Linked DNA regions of Homo sapiens: region 2 is linked to region 1. The links are chromatin contacts, found by Hi-C or POLR2A ChIA-PET in ENCODE. All regions are on one chromosome and are shown on one strand. The core of a region is the stretch at or near the end of the contact, and the rest is flanking DNA. Distances in the headings are between cores, read along the strand shown.

The links. Hi-C counts contacts between places; a loop is a spot of excess contacts on that map. ChIA-PET counts read pairs that join two places held with the same protein, here RNA polymerase II (POLR2A). Pooled maps may share reads with other maps.
Region 2: a loop to region 1 is called in a map with no recorded cell type, with 7 times the contacts of the local background. The contact joins two enhancer-like sites. A Hi-C loop is called at or near these places in 1 of 168 maps with a recorded cell type or tissue (naive thymus-derived CD4-positive, alpha-beta T cell), 5 of 37 single-sample maps with no recorded cell type and 5 of 50 pooled maps. POLR2A ChIA-PET finds 5 or more read pairs at or near these places in 4 of 52 experiments (AG04449, OCI-LY7, activated B cell and 1 more).

Annotation. Positions count from the first base shown.
Region 1 is chr3:67,045,571-67,052,573 of GRCh38, reverse strand. No RefSeq gene overlaps it. Among named protein-coding and RNA genes, the nearest start is that of KBTBD8, 51 kb to the right of the region's middle. RefSeq lists a silencer at 4,414-4,473. Within about 2 kb of position 4,378, at least 3 of the 41 ENCODE cell types and tissues checked have a DNase peak (open chromatin) inside an H3K27ac peak, as active enhancers do; they include OCI-LY7, where a contact is called at or near this core.
Region 2 is chr3:67,078,982-67,085,984 of GRCh38, reverse strand. No RefSeq gene overlaps it. Among named protein-coding and RNA genes, the nearest start is that of KBTBD8, 84 kb to the right of the region's middle. RefSeq lists an enhancer at 1,838-3,037. Within about 2 kb of position 2,529, at least 5 of the 41 ENCODE cell types and tissues checked have a DNase peak (open chromatin) inside an H3K27ac peak, as active enhancers do; they include OCI-LY7, where a contact is called at or near this core.

The sequences.
Region 1 (7,003 bases), core at 3,129-5,628:
GGGGCCTGTTGGGGAGTGGAGGGCAAGGGGAGGGAGAGCAGTGGGAGAAATACCTAATACATGTGGAGCTTAAAACCTAGATGATGGGTTGATGGCTACAGGAAACCACCATGGCACATGTATACCTATGTAACAAACCTGCATGTTCTGCACATGTATCCTAGAACTCAAAGTAAAATTTAAAAAAAATAAGGTTAAAAAAATAATAATTAAAAAAAATTTATCCCAACTCTGATTAAGGACCTGTTAAGGCTGCATCTGTGTTTTTCTTATTGGCTCTACTGATAAGTTAACATACTGTTATCATAGGATGAATTATTTTAATATATTGGCTAATTCTATTGCTAATTATTCTTTTTTAGTGCACCCTATACCTATAAGTGAGAAAAAGCTATAGAAACATTTTAATGCCATCTTTGACACATGTAGATTTCAAGGTTTGCTAGCTTTGGAAAATGACCTGGGTAGCTTTCCATATTTTTCTGTGGTGGGGAATCATATATATATATGTATATATATATATGTGTGTATATATATATGTGTGTGTGTATATATGTGTATATATATATGTGTGGGTATATATATGTATTTCGTCTTAAATAATTCACTCATAATACTATTCGATGCAAGAGCCTTTGATACCATCCTTAATTTTTCCCTTGTTTGCCTTTTATTTGGGTTTCCTATTTCTTCTTAAGTTTTATATGTATATTTTTAAGAAGATTTATTTCTTTTTTTGTTTTCAAATGTGTTCACATACCAGTGTGTGTATTAGTCTCTTTTCATTTTTACTTCTCTATTTCTTTCTGTAGGTATGCCTTTTTTATTTCTAATATCACTTATTAGGTTTTATTGTTTGTTCTCTTTAATGTTCTAGAAATTTTTCTATTTTCTTTGTTTTTCTAAAGACCCAGTTTTGAAAGTATTGATTTCTACAATCATCTTTGTTATTTCCTTCAGCTACTTGCCTCAGGTTTTATAGGAATTATTCTGAATTAACTCTTGAAGTAAGTGCATTAAAGACAATCAATTTTTGTCTAAAGAACATATTGGCCATATTCTATAAGTCCTGCTATGTAATGTTTAGCTTTTTTATTTTTTAAATCAGTTTTTTAATTTTAAAAAAATTTTTATCAATTGTTATTTTGGAAAATAAAATATTTTAAGTAGTTCAAATTTTTAGTTTTGAGCATCTATCGTTAATTTATCTTTAAAGTGTACAGCTATTATTTTATTGCTTAGTTATGAAATGATTAAAATAAGCAGAAAAAATACAGAAGATAATATAATATATATTTATGTCCTCATTACTCCAAATGATAGATGTTAATTTTGCCATGCTTGCTTCAGCAATTGTTTTTATGAAATAAAATATTACAGAGAAGAGTGAATGTCCTCTTTTCTTTCCCCTATTCCAATCCCCTCCATGTTTCTCTCTCCAAAGATGACCTCTATTCTGATGATGGCTTATATCTTTCCTGTCCATATTTGTATATTTTTCTGCATAAACTATATCTTAATATTTTTATACAAGTTGAATAATAAACATTGTGAAACTTGCTCTTCACTGAACATCATATTTTGATATGTATTGGGTATATTTATTCATTTTAGATACCATATAGGATTTTGTCATTTATGTGGCCATTCATCTAGTTGTTTCCATTGCTGTAATGAATACCTTTATAATGTCTCCTTATGCATATGTGCAAAAGTCAAGGAATATACCTGAATGTGGATAGGTTTATTTTCTTTACCAAGTGTTACCAAATTGCTTTCCCAAGTGGTTTTACCAATTTATACTTCTGCCAGAAGTTTATGAAAATTCCCTCTTTCTCTACAAGCTAAAACCTGGTATTAATAGACTTGTAAATTTTGAAGTATAAAATGTGGTCATTGTTGTTTTAGTTTGAATTCCCCACATTCCTAGTGAGGTTGGACATCTTTTAATATGTTTATTTGAGTTTTCTCATCTGTGAATTACCTGTTCATATTATTTGCCCATTTTTTAATTGCGTTGTCTTCTTATTGACTTGTAGGAGTTTACAGTTTCTAGATAGGAATGCTTTTTCTTATAAGTCTTGAAATATCTTTTTCCCTTTTGTCGTCATTTTTTAACTTAGTTTACAGTGTCTTTTTTTACATACAAGTTTTTAATTTTCATGTGTCAGATTTACCAATCATTTCTCTTGTGATCTGTTCATTTTTGCTCCAGTGCTATCTAAATCCATGTTTGTATTGCTATAAAGGAATACCTAAAACTGGGTAAGTTGTTAAGAAAAAGAGCTTATTTCGCTCACAGTTTCACAGCCTGTACAAGAAGCATGGCATCAGCATCTGCTTCTGGTGAGGGCTTCAGGCTGCTTCCGCTCATAATGGAAGGTGAAGGGGAGTTGGCATGTGCAGAGACACATGGAAAGAGAGGAAGCAACGGGGTGGCAGGGATGTTCCAGGCTCTTTTTTATCTTTATTTTTATTTTATTTTTTCACCAGGCTCTTTTTTGTTCTTATGGGAACTAATAGAACAAGAATTCACACATTATCTCAAGGATAACACCAGGCCATTCATGAGGGATCCACTCCCATGACTCAAACACCTTATTAGGAATCACATTTTAATATGAGATTTGGAGGGGTCAAACAACCAAATCTTAGCAAATGACACAAAAATATTCCCCTAACTCCTTTTAAAAAATTGCGTAGAAGCTTTGCTTTTCACATGTAAGTCTTTCACCCACCTGAATCATTTTTTGTATATTGCATGAAGCAAAATGAGGGAGAAAGAATGGATAAAATCATTAGTCCTCTATACTTCCTGTCAAAGATGAGACAGCCTATGTGCCTTACCTTTGAATAGAATGTCTGATTAACCATGCTAACTCATGCCTTCAAATTTTGTGACAATTTCACCTGCTCCACTTATTTCAGGGCTTTCTAATGTAAATAAAGAAGATTTTGTTTTTCTGGAAGTTGCAATATATGGCAAAGCACTTCTTTTTTCCTATGTGATAAGTAAGATGGGAAATAGTAAATGGAAGAAAAAAATCAACTCTATCAAGGCTGTTGCTTTGCTGCAGTCAACGGGGAGCTATATTGGAACTGAAGAACTGATCAGCAAAGAAAGAATGGGAAAAAGATAAATGTGTTGTCACTTGAGTCAGATAATCGTAGTTTGACTACTATTTAACTTCAGTTTAATGTGGCTTAATTTTTTTTAAGCAATGTGAGTTTCCAGAATGAAAGTCACACTCAAGTATATATGTATAAGTACACTCCAAAAACAAGAATAAATAATTATTTCAATTTTTCCCACTTGGATAAATGGGCATTCTTCTTATCCTTTATTAGGATAGCAGTAAGTAATAATTAGTTATTTAGCAGAGCCTTCTATTTGTACATTGGTGAAAAATGGGGTTTCTACAATACCAGGAACATGCTAACACAGCTTTTTCCCATATCTGGTTATGTGAATGGATTTACTTAATAGATATTTCTTAAGTGTTTTCTATCCAGCTAAAACATATCTGAACAAGAAGGCAGAACTTGCCTGACTAAATCTGGCTGTCCAGCAAACCCTTTAGTTGTATGCAACTCCAATGCAGTAGTGTGTCTCCCTCGCACCTAAGCTAATGAGTCCTCTGAATTACCCTCTTTCTGAAGTCATTTTTGGCTTCTCATGTCACTATCCACCATGCCAGATAGTGCTACACCACTTCAGGAGCCTAGCTTGGTCAATAGAATACAGAGACAAAAAAATGCAAATACAACATCGTACCTATCGTCAACTATAATTGTACACTTAAATATTTGCTAAGAGGGTAGATCTCATGTGAAGTATTTTTACCAGAATTAAATAATTTTTAAAGGATTTATGCCCATTAGTTCTTTCACAGATTAACATAAGGACAAAACAGGAAGAAGGTGGGAGAGTGCAAATACAGCTCTCACAACAAGCCTATAATTAGGGGAAGTGAGAGTTGTGATATTATCTTTCACAGATTGCTTGAAAAATTATCATAATGAGGGAAATGTAAGTAAAGGTCAAGACTGAGGAAGGCTAAAATCATTTACATGAATGCTTTAGAAGAAGCTGACTTATTTTACATTGCCTACTTTTGGAAAGGAGTTGCTAAATAGAGTTTATTACTCTTCTAAAGTACAGTAACAGGAAGAAGAACAAACTGAGATATGAAGACAATTTTTTTTTATTATGAGCTGACTTTATTTTTTTATTTTTTTTATTATACTTTAAGTTTTAGGGTACATGTGCACATTGTGCAGGTTAGTTACATATGTATACATGTGCCATGCTGGTGCGCTGAATGGATTTCATTTCATGAAATTGACACAGGAAGTGAAAGTTGTAATCAGGCTATAATTATAGACCCTGGTAGTTTGCCTTTTAAGTGAATTCAGTTATGTAAAGGATACATGTGTTAATGATTTTTACGCTTCTGACAGATTACCAGCCTCCTAAGTTAAGGTGCTATATCTTTTTCAGTAATTATTACTATTCGTGACATCTTAAATAAAATACCTTTAGTTGATACAGACCAGTGGTAAAATTAACTAAAGACCAAACCAGAAAAATACACTGTGAGACAGCTTTAGAAAATGCCCTATTATTTACTTATAGAAGGTTTAACTTTACTTTTTTTTAGAAAAGAAATTCAGCCTTTTGTGATAACAATTTAAAGACATAATGTCATAGCACAGCATTCTGAAGAAGTGAATTTAACACAATTATATTATACAAGCTTGGGATTCATATTGATTTATTAGAATTATATGAAACCTATCCTCTGAAGAGCTCCAACATGCCCTAATTGAACTCCAAGAATTTGTCTGATAACTCTCTCTTGGGAAAATTAGATGAAAGCTTGCCCTAGGAGTGATTAAGAGATTTATGGGATTTATACACCAACATGAAAGCTCAGGATTTTAGGCTTGTAGTAATTGTTTCCAATCCTAAGTCCCAAAACTCTGACTCTACTATTGAGATATCTTAAAAGCTATTTCAAAATGTGCTTCAGGAGTCACACAATGTTGTTTAATTCAAACATGACTTTATACTTTTTTTGATGTGATTTATACTGTAACACACAAACACACAAACCAACTTGTTCAAAAGTGCTAAATACCAAATGTTAACACATTGGAGAGCATTAATGCCTGATCTTTCGCTGTCAGGCACAAATTTCAAAATAATATTTGCTTGGACATCTCTTTCCATACAATTGAACTTCTTATAAATGCAATATTAATTTTTTGAAATACATGTAGCTTTTCATACGTGGCTTTTTATTAATTATTCATGAGTGTGATATCTGTCACATTTGATTATACATTTTACATCAGCTTCTTTGTCTTGACAGTAATTTTTACAACATAAATAACATTTGTAAGGCTGTTCAGGTTGTAGTTATACCATCCTTAGTAATGAAACAAAATTTTGGACTTAATATGAAAAGCAAAATCCATTTTACTACTTGAAATTTTAAGTGACTCTATATTTTATAGACAAACATTGAAGTATACAAGATTTTTTTAAAACACCACTTACCATCACATTATAAGATACAGTTTAAAAGCATTTTCTACCAAAAGAATTGATTATATCTTTTTATCAACTTCTCTGAAATTTGAACACTTAATTATGTGAACAGTAGTTAGAAGTATTAATGAATAAATGTAGGAAAACAATCTACCATTCTTTGTGGTGTTTCAAAATCAGTTAAGTAATCCAGTACCCAAAGAATGCAAAATGAGTGTGTTAGAAAGCTATTTGCTCCTATTTAGTGAATTAAGATTTTTCTCCCTATTGTGCAAACAAAATAACATACAAAAATCAGATGAGTCTTGAAGCTGACAAAGGACTACAACTGTCATAACTACTATTATAATGACAGCTTCTGTTTTCAAATTATCAGCTTGTCAACAGTCTATTTTTAAGTAAAAACTGTAATAAATGTGAATTTACAGGTTAAAACTAATAAATTTCTAGTTTTTGGTTTATGTATGTAAGATTCTATAGAAGATAAACTTGCAAACTGAGCTCCAATGTCATTTAAAACTTTTGAAAATTACTTTATTAAAATAATGCAAAGATAAAAATCACTAGCTTTTGGCCAAGCACGGTGGTTCACGCATGTAATCCCAGCACTTTGGGAGGCCAAGACAGGTGGATCACCTGAGGTCAGGAGTTTGAGACCAGCCTAGCCCACATGGTATAACCCCATCTCTACTAAAAATACAAGAATTAGTCAGGCATGGTGGTGCACACCTGTAACCCCGGCTACTCAAGAGGTTAAGGCAGGAAAATCATCTGAACCCAGGAGGTGGAGGTTGCAGTGAGCTGAGATTGTGCCACTGCACCCCAGCCTGGGCGACAGAGGGAGACTCCATCTCAAAGAAAAAAAAAAAAGTCACTAGCTTTCAAGTTGCAAAAGTAAAATATTAAATATATTTCAACAATCATCTCTAAGTTTTGTTTGCCTTTCTTGTTTTTGAGACTCTGAAGACCTAAAATCTAATTCTTGTTTTGAAAGCTGCATCTGCCTAAAGAGCCAATTTTAGTGCTGTCCTCTGAGCAACAGATACAAAATGGTATATATCTGTTGCTTGCAAACATGCAAATCTGCAAAATAATCTTGGCAAAATACCAAGGTTATTTTGCAGATTTGCATGTTTATGCTAACACTTCAGTGGCCTCTAAGTTTCTCCCGATACTCTGCCCACTATTTGAATTCTTTATTTTGGGGGCAGATGCTGTCATCCTTTTCAGAAGGATGTCTAAGTTATAGCTGCAAGGTCTGAATAGCTAGTCTTCCCAAAGGCATGATTAAGTCAGTCACCAAATTTAACAAAATTTTCTACTCAGGCTTCCTCCAAGGTAGAATTCTCTATTAAACAAAAAAATCTAGAAATATGAAGAAATACTCTCTTTAAACAAGATGCTCAATTTTAGAGGAAAACCTAGGGTAAATACCAGGTAAAATCGGGT
Region 2 (7,003 bases), core at 1,280-3,779, 35 kb before region 1:
TATTTGAAGTTGCCATAAGCCTTGCAAATGACATCTTATAGCCCATTACTTTAAACTCATGAATACTTAACACTGATTACAAAACAAATAAGCAAAGAGAAAACTGATAAAACTGATAAAAACTCTACACTTTAACTCCATCCCCCCCACTTTTAAACTCTTTTGTTGTTTCTATTTATATCTTATTATACTGTCTATATCTTCAAAAATAACTTTGAATAAATAGTTATAACTTTTGAGTAAATATATAATAGATATTATAATTATATAATATTTATAATTATATATAATAATTGATTGCAATAATTAGTTATATATAATATATTATATAATAACATTATATATTAACATATATAATAACATATATAATTATATATTATATAAGTGTTATATATAATATATAATATGTCATATATAATTATATAAGTACATTATATAATATATAATATAGTATAATAAGATATAAAAATATATAATATAATATAAGATATGTATTATATTATATATTATAATATAATCAGATATAATATTATAATATAATATAATATATAAGATATAAAATATATAATATAATATATATAATATAATAAGATATAAAAAGTTATTTACATTTTTGATAAGTTCATCTTTTAGTAAATAGTTCATCTTTTAGTAGTTATTTACTATTTACTTTATATATATTTATATATAAATATATATTACTTTATATATATAAATAGTAATACTATTTACTATTTACTTTATTTACTTTTAGTAAATAGTTATTTACTATTTTTTATAGGTTCATCTTTTAGTCTTTCTACTCAACATAGTAGTTTACACACCACAATTACAGTGTTATAATATTCTGTGTTTGTCTGTGTACTTACTATTATCCATGAGTTCTGTACCTTCATGTGATTTCTTATTGCTTGTTAATCTCATTTTCTTTAAGATTGAAGAACTCCCTTTAGGATTTCTCTTAGGACAGATCTGATGTTTATGAAATCCCTCAGCTTTTGTTTGTCTAGGAAAGTCTTTATTTTTCCTTCATGTCCGAAGGACATTTTTGCTGGATATACTATTCCAGGATAAAAGTCTTTTTCCTTCAGTATTTAAAAAATATCATGCCACTCTCTCCTGTCCTGTAAGTTTTCCATTGCAAAGGCTGCTTCCAGAAGTATTGAAGTGTCTTTGTATATTATTCGTTTCTGTTCTCTTGCTGCTTTTAGAATCCTTTATCCTTGACCTTTAGGAGTTTGATTATTAAATGCCTTGAGGTAGTCTTCTTTTTTCTTTTGAGACGGAGTCTTGCTCTGTTGCCCAGGCTGGAGTGCAGTGGCGCAATCTCTGCTCACTGCAAGCTCTGCCTCCTGGGTTCACGCCATTCTCCTGCCTCAGGCTCCCGAGTAGCTGGGACTACAGGTGCCTGCCACTATGCCCAGCTAATGTTTTTGTATTTATTAATAGAAATGGGGTTTCACCGTATTAGCCAGGATGGTCTCGATCACCTGACCTTGTTATCCTCCCACCTCAGCCTCCCAAAGTGCTGGGATTACAGGCGTGAGCCACCGCGCCCAGCCGGTAGTCTTCTTTGAGTTAAATCTGCTTGGTATTCTTAACCTTCTTGTGCGTAGATATTGAAATCTTTCTCTAGGTTTGGGGAGTTCTCTATTATTGTCCCTTTGAATAAACTTTCTATCTCAATTTCTCTCTCTACCTCCTCTTTAATCTGCCCTCCTAGTTTTTGTTGTTTCCTAGTCTTGGTCTGGGCCTCAGGGATTTGTTTTACTTTGTTCTTTACAGTTAAGCTAAGGCTAGAATTCACAGGCAATATAGTCTTCCTTAGCCACTGAGTGCAGAACCTCACGCAACTCAATACACTTAAGCCTCCATTTTGATGGACTGAAAATACAAATGGACAATGGCCAGATCATATATAAAAAGAGAACTTTGCCCCACAGTCTGCAGCAGCCAGTCCAAGAAGTCAAATCACAATTTCTGTAGCCATCAGCCCAAAGTAGTCAGTACTTAATAGCTGACAGCTTCCCTAATTTTTGCCACTGTCCTCCCACTTCCTACTTAGAGCAACACAAAAAAAGTAAAATATGCTCCCCAACTCAATTACATTGGAACTCCACCTCCAGTCAGCCCACCTCCAGCTTTCCCATGCCAACAGCCTCCAATCAGGGCATACCTGAAGCCTCCTCCTTTTCCCTGTACGCTTTCCCTCTCCTCTGCCTGTCTTTAAGTCCATGTGGAGCACAAGTGATGGTGGCTGACTCCTTTGTATAGCAAGCTCCAACTAAATAATCTGTTTAATTTTCGTTTGGGTGGTCTTTGTCTCTACAATTTTCTTTTCTGTAAAAGAAAGCTTTTTGAAACAAAGAAAGGACCAAAAGACAAGTGAGAATCATTTAGAAGAGCAATTAAAAAACTCAATTCCAAAGAGGCAAAGAGATTCCTCAGCAGCCTGTGAGAGGCTTGGAGGTGGGCAGGTCACCACTTCCTGTGTACTCACTTCCTGCATACTCACTTCCTGCATATTCACCACTTCCTGCATATACCACTTCCTGCATACTCATCCATTTTACATATAGTGGGTCCGTGGAGGCTTGGATGGGAGAGTCTCACAGCTAAAATAAGTTTATAAAACTGTGAAAGTATAGTTTTCAAAGAGGCAAAAATTATGACTCTCAGGTAAATGTAAAATGAGTACATGCCAAATATTTTTATTCAATTCATTCATTAACAAAAGTCCCTTGACATATTAAAACCAGTTCAAAGAACATTTAAATGCCAGATGTTTGTAGGCAATACTAGGATAAGACTTCTGGGTTGGATACCAAATGGAATAATGTCCAAGAGAAGCATAACTGTCAGCTTTGGGGTGCTCTATTCTATCAAATAGAAATTATTTGCATTCCATAGGACAAAAATCTACAAATCAACCTCTGTCCCTACAGAGTTGTAAAATAGCCAAGCTAATAGAAAATCAAGCCCAGCATAACACTGAAGGAATATCTACTAATCTTTTTGCCTACTTCTAAGTTTCAGATACTTGTTCTGACCAAACCTAAGTCCAGATGAGAAAAACTGGGGTTTGGGAGGATTTATAACTGGCTCAAAGTCACTGGGCTCCTAAGTGCTAAGACTGATGTCAGAGCTAGTGACTCTGCAAAAGAATAAAAGTGAAAGCATCACTTCTTTTCCCTGGCCATGTCTTGTTCCACACAGAGGGGTGGTCGGGGCCTTCCTCCACACCCAGAAGTCTCCCACAGACAGTTCCCATCCACCGAGCATCGCCATTCCTCTCTGCCTGTTGGCATTTGCAGCCTGGTCATGGGGATGGCTGAAAATGCCGGAAGTCAATGTCCCTTTGATGACCTTCAAATAATATAGAGAAGTGTTGGTGCATAAAAAGAATTCACTGTCCTTATTCACTTATTCACTTCCTTGTCCTTAAGTGGGTCATTTCCCAGGCATGTTCCACACAGTCTGTCTGGTGGTCTCCAGAGAGAACAAGATCCAGATTGCCCTCAGAAGGAGCCTGATCATGAACACCTGCTTCAAGCATTCCTCGATTCCCTGACTCACTCCCCATGTCCTCAATATGTCTCCTTGGATTACCTCCCAAACAAGTTACTTGCACCCAAGTCCTTGGTTTGCGGTTTGCTCTAGGAGAAATCCAAACCAGGACAGAGAAGCAGCTTGGTTTTAGATATAATTCAGTATCCCAACATGACTAATCAAAATATTCATTGTCTATAATGGTTTGAATGAGATGGAAACATAATCAGATAGGAAAATGACAGATGTTGCAGAGAATACAACTTGTCAGTAAAGATGCTGTTTAATAAATCATCTGTCATCAAATTACATAATCTTATTTATTAGGGTTTTGGAAGTAGAAGTTACAAGTCTGTCTCTGTCTCTGGTGTGTGTGTGTATGTGCATGTATGTGTCTAAATCTTTTAATCCTATGTAAATATTCAGAATATTCATATTTCCAGATGGGAGAAATTTAATTAACCTTTGATGATTGCACTTTTCACTCCCATTTTAAAAGCAAATATTTTAAAACTTATGAAAGATAGTAAAATCAAAATTTCAAAGACAGTATAAAATATCTCATGAATACTTTCATACACTAGCCTTCAGAAATAGACATAACCCTAAGATCACATGAAAAGGAAGTAGAAATCTCAGCTGTGTGGAGATTGAAAAAGTGTTTAATTTCTGAAATGAAACAATTACATGTTCAGAAGTATATTTTTAAATAAAATATTGATAATGGTGAGTAGTACTGGATAAGTACCAACTAAGACTTAGTGAGTTCCCCCAAATGTCTCTGATGAGAATTGGTCCTCTCCTAATGACAAGTATAATTTTTTTTATTTGTGTGCTTCACATATGATATTTAATTTGAGATTCCTCTCCCCACAGTAGTTATTATTCAATAATGAAATAATGAAACAAATTAGGAAATACATGTTCATTTGTATGAATGTATATGTATGCAAGTATACATATGTGTATCCTTATTACAAAAACACCCATTTGAAAAGCACTTAAAAAGAAAAATAAGAAAAGAACAGTGACCCCATGATTAAACTCTTCACAAGTAGTTAATATTATTTAACATATATATTTCCCAACTTTATTGTAGTTTTAATAATACATATCTTATATGTAAATATACACATATATACACATAATTTGGAACAAAATATATTGACTGATATCTTGAGTTTTTCACTTATTGCATTGTGGTGTTTTTACATGTCCTCATAAAGTATTTATTGAAAGCAATCTATGGTTTACTTCTTAATATCTCATTGTATTTATATCTTTTAATTTATTTAACCTTCTATCATTGGACATTTGTAGTGTTAGCACATACATACCATTTTAAATAATGCTGCAATTAACATCTTTATATCTTTTTTCTTTTTTTATCTCTTAATGTTTTATATGATAAATTATTATAAGTGGAATTTCCCGAGACATGGTAATGAACATTTTAAATTCTTGATATACATTACTAAATCAGTCATTTATAACTTACATATTATTTTCGGCAATGGATAACAGTTACCATTTATCCATATCCTTAACTTCGTATATTAATATTTATTTGACCCTTGTCACTTTAATACATTAGAAAGAACTCCTAATTTTTAAAATCAGATGATTTGCTTATTAGTGAATATTGATTTCTTTATGTCCTTTGCCCATGTATCTTTATAATCTTAAGAGTTTTATATGGTCTCACAATATTAATCCTTTATCTTCATTTAACAAGTATTTTTGACCATCCACTTTATGCCAAGCTTTAGGCTAGGTACAGGAGGCGCAATATTGAGTGAAGTATAGTTTCTTCTTTTCTCACGGGCTCAGAGTTTGCCTTCTTTTCTCACAGAGAAAAGAGTTTACCATCTGTGGGAGACAGGCAGTTGAACAGTGGGTTTATAGGAGAAATATAAGGTGCTAAGGAAACTTAAGGGATCGGCACTGTGCAGAAGAGCTATTATAACAGGGCTGGAACTGCTGTGATAACTTGCAAATACCTGCTTTCAAGGCTGCTCCTGGACTTCGTGAGAGTTACAACTGTTCCCCGATAAGACTGGTTCATTGTGCCTAAACTACTCATACAAATAATGTGCTTTATTTTTAAACACCTGCTTTCTCTTGGGGAGTCTGAAATCTAGGTATACGGCAGACAGAAGCTGCCCACAAGACCAGACCCCAAGAATACCCCTGGGCACTTAGTTTGTAATGAGCTTCCCTGGTAGACAATATTTCACACATGTTGTCCTGACTTGTTGCTGGGAGAATTAAGCACATCCTGTGTGACTCCACTTGGAGATGTCTTTGAGCACCTGCACCCAGTTTGTTTCAGATTTCACCCCAAGTGCCCTTTTCCTTTGTTGATTTTGATTTCTATCTTGTTGCTGTAATAAATCTTCACAGTGAGTACAGCATATAGAGAGTCCTGTGAGTTCTCCTAGCAAATCATGAACCTTGGGGATGATCTTGGGGAGCCCATGCACAGATACCTAAGCCAGTCATACTACATGCTTTTTGGGGAGTAGGTGAAAACATATGGAGAACTTAAAGACTCAGTTAGAGCACCTCAGTAGTGAAGAAAATTAACCCTAGACCAAACACTGCTCTAGTCCTCACTAACAAAGCTTAAAAGCAAGACCTGAAAGGGCCACAGTGTTTCAAAGCAACTTAACCTTGTTTCAAAACAAAGCTGGAGAATAGTTTTAGAAGGAAATAATCCAGGCTGGGCGCAGTGGCTCGCCCCTGTAATCCCAGCACTTTGGGAGTCCGAGGTTGGCGGATCACGAGGTCAGGAGATGGAGACCACCCTGCCCAACATGGTGAAACCCCGTCTCTACTAAAAATACAAAAATTAGCTTGGCGTGGTGGTGTGTGCCTGTAATCCCAGCTACTCAGGAGGCTGAGGCAGGAAAATCGCTTGAACCCGGGAGGCAGAGATTGCAGTGAACTGAGATCGCGCCACTGCACTCCAGTCTGGTGACAGAGCGAGACTCCAAGGAAGGAAGGAAGGAAGGAGGGAGGGAGGGAGGGAAGGAAGGAAGGAAGGAAGGAAGGAAGGAAGGAAGGAAGGATGGATCGATCCAGCACCTGGCTGGGCATGGTGGCTCACACCTGTAATACCAGTATTTTGGGAGGCCAAGGCAGGCAGATTGCTTGAGCTCAGGAGTTTGAGATCAGCCTGAGCAACGTGGTGAAACCCTGTCTCTAGAAAAAATACAAAAATTAGCCAGGCGTGGTGGCATACACCTGTGGGCCCAGCTACTTGAGAGACTGACGCAGGAGGATCACTTGTGCCCAAGAGGTCAAGGCTGCAGTGAAATGTGATCACACCACTGCACTTTAGCCTGGGTGACAGAGCAAAACCCTGTCTCAAAAAAATAAAAAAGAAATAATCTAATACCCAATAAGCTAAAATTCATAATATCTGGCATCCAACAAAAAATTACCAAGCTTG